Linked DNA regions of Homo sapiens: region 2 is linked to region 1. Evidence: chromatin contacts called from ENCODE Hi-C or POLR2A ChIA-PET data. All regions are on one chromosome and are shown on one strand. Each heading gives the region's core, a stretch centred on a gene start or an enhancer-like site at or near the end of the contact. The rest is flanking DNA. Distances are from core to core; before and after follow the strand shown.

Region 1 (6,080 bases), core at 2,381-4,880:
CTTCTCAGTGGGGGCCCCAGGGGTGACGAGGATGAGGGCGTCGTAGTGCGTTGGGTGAGAGGCGGCGGCCGCGGTGGTGGCAGTGCCCGTGTGGCCCAGAGGCACGGTCCAGAGCACCACATTCGGGCGCTCTGGGGCTGGGAAGGGAGTGGGTGCTGTGGGGACCGAAGCAGGCGCAGCGCCTGGGTCGCCAGGATCCAATCCAAGCAGCATGTCCACCACAAGGCCCACGTCAGCCTTGCCAGCCACGGCCAGGTCTAGCCGTGCGCTGCCCAGGCGCTCCAGGCCTGAGCGCACCCACGACAGCGCAGCCTCAAGGCCGCCGGTCTCAAAGGCCTCACGCACAGCCTCTAGCTCTGCTGCACCCAACACCTCGAAGCCATCCTGCGCCGGTGGCAGGAGCCTGTGGGGACAAGAAGGGACAGGGTCAAAGGTAGAAGAGGGGCTGGGTGACATGGACTGGGCTATGATGACAAGGGCAGAGCTTTCCTAATGATCCCAGAATGGGGCAGGGGTAGGAAAGGGAAGGGCCAGACTGATGGCACAGCAAATAGAAACCAGATAGGGAGAGGCAGTGATGATATGGGTGGGGCTTCAAGCAATAATGGAGTCTTGATTATTGGACGGGTGGACATAAGGTCAGGTTTCCCACCCCAGCCTAAAATGGGGATTGGGCTAAAACTTCCATGGAATACAGTATTTGGGGGCGGGGTTTTTCCAAGGGTCGGCTGTGCTGGGTGGGACAAAGCTCACAGAGGGTGGGGCCTAGAACAAAGAATCGCAACTGTATTGTGGCCTAAACACAAGTCCAGCACTATTTGAGACAAGGTCCCCAAGGGCACTCTTTTCAGGGGCTGGGCCTAAGGAGGGTCAGTGAGGGGAGAAATCTCATCTACCAGTTCTTACCAAGGGGGAGTGGCTAAGGTGACTCCCGGGCAGGTGAGGCTAAGGAAAAAAGATGACAGTGTACTGGGACAAGGGACTGTCCCTCTCTGAGCCTCGTTTTAAAGTCTTTAAAATGAGGAGGCTGGCAGGTGGTAGAGCAAATCCAGGAGGTAGCCAGCAAGTGGGCACAGAAACAAGAGGGAGCTGGAGAAAGGAGGTAGATGAGGATGCCCCAAAATAATAAAGCTCATTGCGGGTGTGGCTTTAGGTGCTTGAAAACAAAACTGATGGTGGGGAGGGCTCAAAGATTAGAGTTTTCAGGTAAAATCTTCCAGGGGGCTGGGCAGAGAGTCTCACGACTGTAATCCCAGCACTTTGGGAGGCCAAGGAGGGTGGATCACCTTGGTGGGGGCAGGGCCTGGAAAAAGGAGCCTCAGGGCCCCAGCAGATAAAGTGTTAAGCCTTTCCCTTTTAATTCTAGGGCTTTGGGAAGCCTGGGTGGGGGCATGGCTTGAGGCCAAGAGTTCAAGACCAGCCTGGGGAAACAGTGAGATGCTGTTTTGCAGCCTGTAGTATTAGCTACTCTGGAGGCTGAGGCAGGAGGATCATTTGAGCCCAGGAGGTGGAGGCCGTCAGTGAGCTAGGATCGCGGCACTGCACTCCAGCCTGGGCGACAGAGTGAGAACCTGTCTCAAAAAAAAAGGCCGGGTGTGGTGGTTCACGCCTGTAATCCTAGCACTTTGGGAGGCTGAGGCGGGAGTATTGCTTAAGGCCAGGAGTTCAAATTCAACCTAGCCAACATAGCGAGACCCTGTCTCTCAGGAAAAAAAAAAAAATAATAATAATAGAGCTAAGCCTTGCCCCAAACTCACTGGGGGAGGGATCTCATGGACCTCCATGGTCGCACCTAGGTGCCTAGGGTCTCGACTAACGGACCCAGCCAGAAAGCCGGCACTCACCTCCGCAGCGCTTCTGCCTGGCTCTGCAGCGCCGCCCGGAGGCGCTCTAGCTCCTCGCAGCCGTCGCTGCTGCCGCAGTTCGCCGGTAGCACAAACAGATCCGCAGCTCCTAACCCCGCGCTGTTCAGCAGAGCTGCTGTCTGATCACGGGCCTGGGCGGCAGTCTGTGAATCCCCAGGACGGAGGTTCCGCACAGCCAGTAGCGGGGTCCCTCGGGCCAGGGCGGCCAGCGCTGCCTCTCCCAGGGCTGGAGCCAACGGTTCCCCGTTCCCCTCGGGTCCGGGCAGCACCAGTACCAGCACGTTGGCTTCCGCCGCCCAGGGCCCCGGCGCTGCGGGTGGGCAGCTCAGCTCGCCCAGAAAAAGGCCTGGGCCCGCAGCTCTTAGGCTGGGAACCCCGGAGTCCGGCCGTCCCTCGGGGGCCTCGAGCGTCTCCACATCCTTGTCGCACAGCGCTGCGATCAGCGCGGACTTCCCCAAGCCCGGAGGCCCCAGGAACAAGGCGGTCACGTCACCCTGCGGCGGAGGCATGGCTGGAAAGCAACGGGTAGAGAAGACCTGGGTCAGGGAGCACCTAGCCTTTTCCTTTCCTAGCCGCCCCACTCGGAACCCAGGCCTCAGTCCTTCACCCTGTCCCCTTCGGTTCTTGAGTGTCACTCTCCAGGACCTAAAAAATCCAGAGCCCAGACCCTATTCCCCCAGAATCCCAGGCGTCCTGTCTGTCCGCCCTCCCTCTAGATGGAAACGTTTCCCTTTCTGCTTCAAAAACTCTGAAATCAGGCGCGGTGGCTCATGCCTGTAATCCCAGTGCTTTGGGAGGCCGAGGCCGGAGGATCGCTTGAGGCCAGGAATTCGAGACCAGCCTGGCCAACATGTGGGGGGACTCTCTGGTAGAGTCTCCGTCTCGATAAAAAATAAAATTTAGCCGGGCATGGTGGTGTGCGCCTGTAGCCCCAGCTACTCGGAAGGCTGCGGCGGGAGGATCGCTTGAGCCCAGGACTTGGAGGCTGCAGTGGGCCGTGATCACACCACCGCACTCCAGCCCAGGCGACAGAGCAAGACCCTCTCTGAAAAATAAATAAAAATAAAACCTCAGAAATCTGGCTTCCAGTCCCTCCTCCCTCGGACACATTGTTATTTTCATCTTTCCCCTTCCCCCTTCCAAATCACCAACCGAGCAAAAAGCCGACCCACGGGAGAGAGCGCAGTCGGTGGCAGTAGGTCAGCAGCTGAGAAGCCCGGCCCCTGGGCCGCGGCGGACGGAGGCCGAAGAGGCCAGGGAGCGGTGATTTAGAGATGCCGGGACCCGTCCCGGTAGCTTTAACCTGACGTCACTCCCTCTCCCAAGGGGGTGTGTCTTGGAAGGCCGACAGCAGAGACCCAGCCCTTCGCCGCGCCTGCGCAGAACGGCCGAAGTGTGCACGCCCCTCTTTGGCGGCCTCAGGGCCTAGAACAATGAATGAGTCAACGCGCCTGCGCGCCACGAGAGCCTACCCACGCATGCGCAAAAGGCTTAGCTAGCTAAGCCGCGGGAGGCTGAACGTCATCAAACGCGCCATAGGGCAGAGAAGGACCCCTCCCGTTATTTTGAGGACCGGGCTGGTGCGACTATACTACTGCCGGATGGCAAATCCGGGATCTCGGCTCCGAGAGGCTCATCTGGCAAAAGGGCGCGGAAACCACGGGGGCCCTGAGACTGAGTGGTCCCTATCCCACTTCTCTCTGGGGCGGCGCTGTAGCCAGCGGCTGACAGGCGCAGCGAAAGGCAGCCCTCTGCTGTAAGGAGGAAAACTGAGGCCTGGGAGCAGGAACCTGTAGGCAGCGCTTGAGGGTAGCGGGATAGCAGCTGCAAGCGCGCGTGGGAGGCGGGGGCTCTGGGCGGAACAAAAATCACAGGATGTCAGAGGATGTTTCCCGGGAAGAACTGGGATAAAGGGTGGGTATCACTACCTGCCCCAAGACACTTGAGATTGGGATGACGCTGGTGTCAAAGATCAAGGCTTCCACGCTGAGTTCAGGGAGTTAGTTTGATGCAGCAGGTCATAGGTCACACCAGTGAGAAGACTCTAGGGGAGTCCCAAACCCAGGAAATCCAGTCCTTTGGGAGGTTTGAAGCTTCTTTTAGCAAGAACTCCATCAATTAGAGTTCAAGGAGATAGTATGTCGTAGGGGTCAAAGGCAGGCAAGGAGAGCCTCTGGCGATGTCAAAGGTCATAGACTTAGGGTGCCCTCTAAGACTGGTAACAGATGAACAGCTTCACTTATGCACGCTCCTCTCCTGACTAGAAGGGTCCCAGCACCATGGAGGACCCGAACCCTGAAGAGAACATGAAGCAGCAGGATTCACCCAAGGAGAGAAGTCCCCAGAGCCCAGGAGGCAACATCTGTGAGTACACATGGCTGGCGGGCTAGAGGAGGGTGGGGTGCAGGAGCTGATGCTAAGATCTCTGTGGCACTTCGGTGTCCAAGGCGCCACAGAGTTTTGCCTGTTGAGAAGGGGCTGTAATGGTCCCTGAGCTGCTCTAGCAGGAAGTGCATCTCCTCACACCAGCTTATGTGGCCAGAGTACTCACCCTCCTCTGGCCACATAAGCAGGATTGCAATGCTTATGCATTCAGAGGGATAGGGTGGCTTCCAGGAGAGGCTTGGGTTGGAGATGTGGCTGGGAATGGTTCTATTGGGAGAGAAACCCCAAGATTCTGGTCCCAACTCTGCCCTAGACTTTCAGTGTAACTTGGGCCTTGGTTTCCTTGACTGTCAAAAGAGGGTGGTACTTCCCACCTCACAGGGTGGGTATGGGATTAACTGCAGCAAAGGGGAAAGCTAGGGGTTAATGATGGTAGCCAGTTTGACATGTAATAGCAACACCTCCTGCTCAGTGTTTTATTATGAGCTAGGTGTATTTATTCTCATATTATGAACCATTTTAACATTCATTATCTCATTGAGTCCTTCTAATAATAGGCCCTTTAAACTGGGAACTGAGGCAGAGAGAGGTATTTGTAACAAGAGCTGTAGTCTCAATGCCCTTGAGCCAGAGACTACCAGGAACACACCTGCAGTTGAACACGTTGGGTTTCTCACTGCAATGAACACAGACCATGGGGGGACTGTGGGGTGTCTCACTAAGAATGGTAAAAACGACACAGGATTTGGGCTTGTGGGTGGTGATTTTGGGGAAGGTTCAAGCAAAATTGTTTTGCTCTGGATTGGATGCTACCAGGAAGCAGGGGCAATTCTATGATTGGCTATCGTAATAAATCTTACCCAGAAGGAGGAAGGAAGGAGGCGAGGCTCAAGCTCTGACTGATAAAGCAGCAGCAGACATTCACATTAGCCAGGATAGGAGGATGTTTGGTCATTTTTCTGCTTGGACAGTATTCATATTTTGTCTGTGCTCAGACATTATGATGATGTAGTCTTGTCTTGATTCATTTTAGTCACAGCGTGGCCTTGTCTGTCCTTGATATTCTGTGAAAATTTATGTTCAACAGAACACCAAGGTCTAGCTGTGAGTACCAGGCCAGATCCTGGATGTCGGGCTGGATTTCTCTGTATCATTAGTCATAATTGCAAATGACTGTACAGCAATTCATTTATTCCTTCCAACGGTCCTATGGAGTAGATACTGTTATTAGCCCATTTTCCAGATAAGGAAACTGGTGTAATTGCCTAGGAAGTGGTGGAGGTGAGATTCAATCCCAAGCAGTCTGGCTCCAAAGGCTGTGCTGTAATCACCATACCCCTCTGTTGGGCAGGCTGACTCTCTGGGTTCCAACCCTGGCTCCACCATTTCCTTTCCTAGCCTCATGACTATGGGCAACTTGCCTAACCTCTTTGAATCTCAGTTTGCTCATCCATAAAATAGGTGCAAGAACAGTTCTCCTGTTTGGTTGTCCAGCATTAGCATAGAACCTAGCACATAACACATTCAATGTTAATTGTTGGTGTGATTCTGGGGTTCAGGAAGAGGTCTTGGAGACTCCTGCTGGCCTCCCCTGACCTCTCCCCCACATTCCTCAGGCCACCTGGGGGCCCCGAAGTGCACCCGCTGCCTCATCACCTTCGCAGATTCCAAGTTCCAGGAGCGTCACATGAAGCGGGAGCACCCAGCGGACTTCGTGGCCCAGAAGCTGCAGGGGGTCCTCTTCATCTGCTTCACCTGCGCCCGCTCCTTCCCCTCCTCCAAAGCCCTAATCACCCACCAGCGCAGCCACGGTCCAGCCGCCAAGCCCAC
Region 2 (5,962 bases), core at 2,515-5,014, 130 kb after region 1:
GCTGGGCGCAGTGGCTCACGCCCGTAATCCCAGCATTTTGGGAGGCCGAGGTGGGCGGATTACTTGAGGTCAGGAGTTCAAGACCAGCCCGGCCAACATGGTGAAACCCCATCTCCATCTCCACTAAAAACACAAAAATTAGCTGGGCGTGGTGGCAGGCACCTGTAATCCCAGCTACTTGGGAGGCTGAGGCAGGAGAATCGCTTGAACCCAGTGGGCATAAGTGGCAGTGAGCCGAGATCATGCCACTGCACTCCAGCCTGGGCAAAACCCCATCTCAAAAATAAATAAATAAATAAATATGAAAGATGTGGATACAGAAGTCAATGCCCTTTAGTTTGGCAGCACAGGGATTGGTGAGAAGGACTTAATGTGGCTCTTTCTGGTAAGGCTGGATAGAATTCTTGCGTACGTGTCTTTTCCAATAGACAAAGTCGCCAGGCTGCAGATCATGGTGTTGTAGGTCTTTGTCTCCTATGATTGTGCTGTGGAAAGATTGTTCTATCAAAATATGATTTCTATCCATTGCTTTATTAATGCCTTTACCTTAGTAAGGCTTTATTAATATTGAAGTATGTCTGTTTTGTTTTTTTTTGTTTTTTTGTTTTTGTTTTGAGACAGTGTCTCCCTCTGGTGCCCAGGCTGGAGTACGGTAGCGGGATCTTGGCTCATTGCAACCTCTGCCTCCCGGTTGAAGTGATCGTCCCGTCTCAGCATCCCGAGTAGCTGGGACTACAGGTGCACACACAACTACACCCAGCTAATTTTTGTGTTTTTGTAGAGACAGGGTTTTGCCATGTTACCCAAGCTGGTCTCGAGCTCCTGGACTCAAGCGATCCCCTTGCTTCAGCCTCCCAAAGTGTTAGGATTTTACGAGTGTGAGCCACTGCACCCAGATGGATATGTCTCCTTTTATCAATTAAGGGTCAAAAGCAGAGGAGGCCAAGTGCATAGGATGGCCTGTGACTATTTCCAAAGGTGAAAGTTTATGAGCCCCAAAGAGAGTGGCCCTTAGATTTAATAATACCAAAGGAGGAACTTAGGTCAAGGAAGGTGTAGATAAATTCTGCCAACTGGGTTTTTTGTTTTTTTGTTTTGAAATGGAGTCTCACTCTATCACCTAGGCTGGAGTGCAGCGGCTTGATCTCAGCTCACTGCAACCTCTGTCCCCTGGGTTTGAGCAATTCTCCTGCCTCAGCCTCCCAAGTAGCTGGGATTATAGGCGTGTACCACCACACCTGGCTAATTTTTGTATTTTTAATAGGGATGGGGTTTCACCATGTTGGCCAGGCTGGTCTTGAACTCCTGATCTCAAGTGATCTGCCTGCCTCAGCCTTCCAAAGTGCTGGGGTTACAGGGGTGAGCTACTGTGCCCGGCCATCCAACTGGGTTTTTATAGTTCCCCTTGTTTGTTCCACTGAGCCAGAAGATTGGGGATTGTAGACAGTGGAAATGCTGAGAAATTGGCCAAACTGAACTCACTTGTTTTATTATATGGCCAGTAAAATGGGCTCCTGATCACGATGTACTTCAAGGGGAGTTCCCTAGGTGGGAATACTTTTTTTCCAGGAGAATTTTGGCCACAGCTGAAGCAGTGGCTTGTCTACCAGGAAAGCCTCTACCCAATAGGAGAATGTGCAAACTGTTACTAGTACATATATATATATATATATATATATACACACACACACACACACACACACACACACACACACACGGAAGTGGGTAGTTGGATAAAATCCATTTGCCAAACCTTGAAGGGCCCATTAGGTAGATTAAAATGTCCAGGATCGGGATGTACACATTTTCCTGAGTTAAACTTACGGCAGGTGGCACAAGTGCCAAATAGGCTTTTTTTTTTTTTTTTGGCAGCTTTTTTTTTTTTTTTTTTTTTTTTTTTTGAGAGAGGGTCTCATTCTGTCACTCAGACTGGAGTGCAATGGCACGATCTCCACTCACTGCAGCCTTGATCTCCTAGGCTCAGGTGACTCTCCCACCTCAGCCTCCCCAGTAGTTGAAACTACTTATTTTGATATTTTTAGTAGAGACACGATTTCCCTATGTTGCCCAGGCTGGTCTCGAACTCCTGGACTCAAGCAATCCGCCCCCTTCGGCCTCCCAGAGTGCTGGGATTACAGGCCCGAGAGCCACTGCACTTGGCCAGTACAGCTTCTTTTAATGTCACTCCCCCTAATATTGTTTCATAAAACAATTTGTAAGTTCCCCAGTGGGTCAGATTATGTACTGTAGTTAAGAATATTGACTTGGAGAGAACTGGTTATCAGGCCTTAAACACAGCTTTTTTTTTTTTTTTTTTTTTTTTTTCAAATCATTGAACTAGCAGTGTGATCTTTCCAATTTTGTTCTTCCGTTTCTGGTGCCCAATTTTGTGCATCTTTGGTAATCATTTTTAGATCACCTTTTGGTGGCTCTTTTAGCTGGGCCTCAAGAGAGATTTGAGGAACCGAACCTTTAACAGCAGCATCCTTTGCGGCATTATCAGCCAAGACTGTTTCCTCTAGCTTCCGCAGAGGTTAACCTTGAATGTCCGGGAGTTTCCATAATAGCCAAGGCAGCTGGCAGCTGGATGGCATCCAGTAAGTCCCGTACATAGGATCCATTTTTAATTTGACCTCCAGTGGACGTGAGTAAACCCCTTCATTTCCATAGCAGTCCAAAATCAGGAGCAACCCCAAAGGCATATCTACTATCTGTATAGAGTAACAGATTGCCCTTTCACGAGGAGGCCAGCAAGGGCAGTGAGTTTAGCTTTTCGTGCAAAAGTAGCCACAGGGGCCAGGCGCAGCAGCTCACACCTGTAATCCCAGCACTTTGGGAGGCCGAGGTAGGCAGATTACTTGAGGTCAGGAGTTCAGGAAGACTGGCCAACATGACGAAACCCTGTCTCTACTAAAAATACAAAAAAATTAGCTGGGCATGGTGGTGGGTGCCTGTAATCCCAGCTACTCGGGAGGCTGAGGCAGGAAAATTGCTTGAATCCAGTGGGCAGAGGTTGCAGTGAGCTGAGATTGCGCCACTGTACTCCAGCTTGGGCAACAGAGCAAGACTCCATCTCAAAAGAAAAAAAAAAAAGTAGCCACAGGTAAGGGGCGGCTTCAGCAACTTCGAAGGAAGTGGTAACTACATATCTTACACAGTTTTTACCATTGTCATCTTTCAGATACGATCCATCTATATCCATAGTTCAGCCAGTTCAGCATTATCTAGCGGAAATTCTTGTAAACATTTTTTAGGGAATCAAAAGATAGTGTCAAACAGTCATGGAGAGCTGTGTGCAGTGGCTCACACCTGTAATCCCAGCACTTTGGGAGGCCAAGGTGGGTGGATCACCTGAGGTCAAGAGTTCGAGACCAGCATGGCCAACATATAGTGAAACCCCATCTCTATTAAAAATACAAAAAATTAGCCAGGGGTGGTGGCGGGCACCTGTAATCCCAGCTACTCGGGAGACTGAGGCTGGAGAATCACTTGAACCCGGGAGGCCAGAGGTTGCAGTGAGCCGAGATTGCGCCACTGCACTCCAGCCTGGGCAACAGAGCTAGACTCCGTCTCAAAAAAAAAAAAAAAACAACCTGTGGGCCTATGCCTGTATTCCCTTAGGCTTTCCCATGGTGGTTGTGGATTGGCTATTTTAAAGAAAACACGCTTGAAGGGGGAACTTATTTACATCGCTCTGATGTTGACCATCCCATAGGGCCATGGTCAGCCACTGTAGGATGTTGTTGGATTTTGGATTGGTGAGATGAGGAACAAGTGGGCTAAACTGCAAGCCACAAGGGGAAGGGGAAGTTTTACTAGGCCAAGGTGATGAGGTTTCGTTGAGTTTCAAACAATGTATGTCAGGCCTAAAAGTGGATGCCAAGGCAGCAAGTATATTGTAACACATTTATGACAGGCATGCAGAGGGATTGGAGAATGGGTAACTCAGGGTGAAAATACTCCCTCCCCTGTTCTGCTAAGGGTCACCACGTTCTGAAGCTGGAGAACTAGGGGTCAGGCAACCCATGGCAAGTACAGCCCAGCCAGCCCTCAGCCAGTTCAAGATACTGATGCTGTCGTGAGAGGCAGCCAGGGCTCTGACGGAGGCCCGCAAGATGGGGAATCTGCCAGCAGTTGCTGCCAAGTTGCAGGCCACACTTTGTTCACGGGAGAATGCAGGCTGCACGCTGGCACTACCAAGGGCACAGGCTCAGGCAAGTTGACCTGTCAATATCATGAGAGGCTACGAAATAAAGACCCTAACTCAGCCTGCATGGCTGTGATAGAAATGGCTGTGGACCCTACACCCTACCCGCACCCACGGTCATCATCAGACCGGCCAGGCATAGGCACGCCCACTTTTTAGGCTGACAAGTACCTCCAGCAGGTGCTGCTGGACCGTTACATCCTCATTATCATTGCATCAGAGCATTTGACCACCGGCCATGCCCAGCTGGCTCGCGAGATCCTGCAGCAGGGCGTTTCTCCTTCCTCTGCTCCAAGATGGAGTTTGCCACCCCCAAAGCTGCCACCCCAGCACCTTCTCTGAGGAGAGTGGGCTCAGCCAGATCCTGGATGGCTGTCAACAGTAGCTGGAAGGTCAGGGACATGCTCTGGGGTACTGGTGGCAGAGAAGGAGAGCCTGGACCCTTGAGATACTGCCCACCCCTTCCCCTTCGTCTTCCAGCAGAGGCCCAGAGTGGGAAAAGAGGTCACCCCCGGTACCAGCGCATGACTGAACTAGACTTTGTAGTGAAATAATGCTTTTTAGCTGCCATTCCCTAACAGTCGGCACTTCTCAGTCACTGGTGATAGAGACCAATCGCTTGCATTAAGGAGAAAGAGTATGTATTGGCTCATTTATTTGCAAAGTTAGAGGATTGCAAAATGCTATGTGCCCAATGCAGACCTGGCACCTGTGGATGATGGTGGCATTTAACATTTATTGAGGCTCAGCATAGGTCAGGCACTGATATGGTTTGGATCTGTGTCCCCACCAGATCTCATGTCAACTTGTAGTTTGTAGTCACCACTGTTGGAGGTGGGGCCTGGCGGGAGGGACGGCATCATGGGGGTGGTTTCTCATGGTTCAGCGCCAGCCCCTTGGTACTGTCCTCACAATAGTGAATCTGTTGTAAGAGCTCGTGGTTTCAAAGTGTGTGCCACCTGCCCCCTCTTGCTCCTGCTCTGGGCATGTGAAGTACCTGCTCCCAGTTCACCTTCCGCCATGATTGTAAGTTTCCTGAGGCCTCCCCAGAAGCCGAGCAGATGCCAGCACCATGCTTCTGGTTCAGCCTGCAGAACTCTGAGCCAATTAAACCCCTTTTCTTTATAAATTACCCAGTCTCAGGTATTTCCTTACAGCAATGCAAGAACCGACTAAAACAGACACCATTATGAACTCAATTAATCACCACAACACCCCTAGGAGGTAGGTACAATCATCACCTTATTTTGCAGACAAAACAGATGCCCAGCAAGCTTTAGCAACTTGTCCAATGCCACACAGGTGGTAGATGGCAAGGCTGGGATCTGAACATAGGCAGCCTGGCTGCAGGGCTGACATTCTTAGGCCAAGTGCTGCGCTCATGACAGGCGCTTGAGCCCAGGCAGCTGCCAGCACAACATGGCCTGCTCCAGTGTAGAAGCTGATTGAGCGGTGCTCATGTTTCCTGCAGTGGAGGGTGAGAAGGATACCAATGTATTCCTGTGTCTGAATTGAAAAGCGTGAGTTCCACCTGCTGGGAATGATGAAGGGACTGGAGAGCCACAAGCAGCAGGCATTCCTGGTGGCCAGGCCCATCTTGCAGCCCATCCTAGAGCAGAAGGCCTCCCTGCAGCAGTATATCTAGCTGGTGTCCACAGTGGCCTGCTGGCAGCATCAGCCTGAGTCCTCTGCTGGATGTAAAGGGGGTGGCGGGTGACCGGTACATACTTACCCACTGTTCAGAAGGCTACTGCC

What was found. Hi-C counts contacts between places; a loop is a spot of excess contacts on that map. ChIA-PET counts read pairs that join two places held with the same protein, here RNA polymerase II (POLR2A). Pooled maps may share reads with other maps.
Region 2: a pooled map shows a loop between it and region 1 (10-fold over the local background). The contact joins the enhancer-like site here to the promoter of ZNF576 in region 1. A Hi-C loop is called at or near these places in 4 of 50 pooled maps. POLR2A ChIA-PET finds 5 or more read pairs at or near these places in 7 of 52 experiments (GM10248, HEK293, PC-9 and 3 more).

The regions. Positions count from the first base shown.
Region 1 is chr19:43,592,965-43,599,044 of GRCh38, forward strand. ZNF576 (zinc finger protein 576) reads left to right here and starts at 3,631. Exons shown (of 3, transcript NM_001145347.2): 1 at 3,631-3,779; 2 at 4,130-4,229; 3 at 5,867-6,080. The coding sequence starts at 4,145. IRGQ (immunity related GTPase Q) reads right to left here and starts at 3,170. Exons shown (of 3, transcript NM_001007561.3): 1 at 3,018-3,170; 2 at 1,845-2,376; 3 at 1-403. The coding sequence starts at 2,374. RefSeq lists enhancers at 1,794-2,590, 2,776-2,845, 3,246-3,665.
Region 2 is chr19:43,723,152-43,729,113 of GRCh38, forward strand. It overlaps SMG9 (SMG9 nonsense mediated mRNA decay factor), which reads right to left. Exons shown (of 14, transcript NM_019108.4): 14 at 4,832-5,962. Among named protein-coding and RNA genes, the nearest start is that of IRGC, 10 kb to the left of the region's middle. Within about 2 kb of position 3,765, at least 5 of the 41 ENCODE cell types and tissues checked have a DNase peak (open chromatin) inside an H3K27ac peak, as active enhancers do.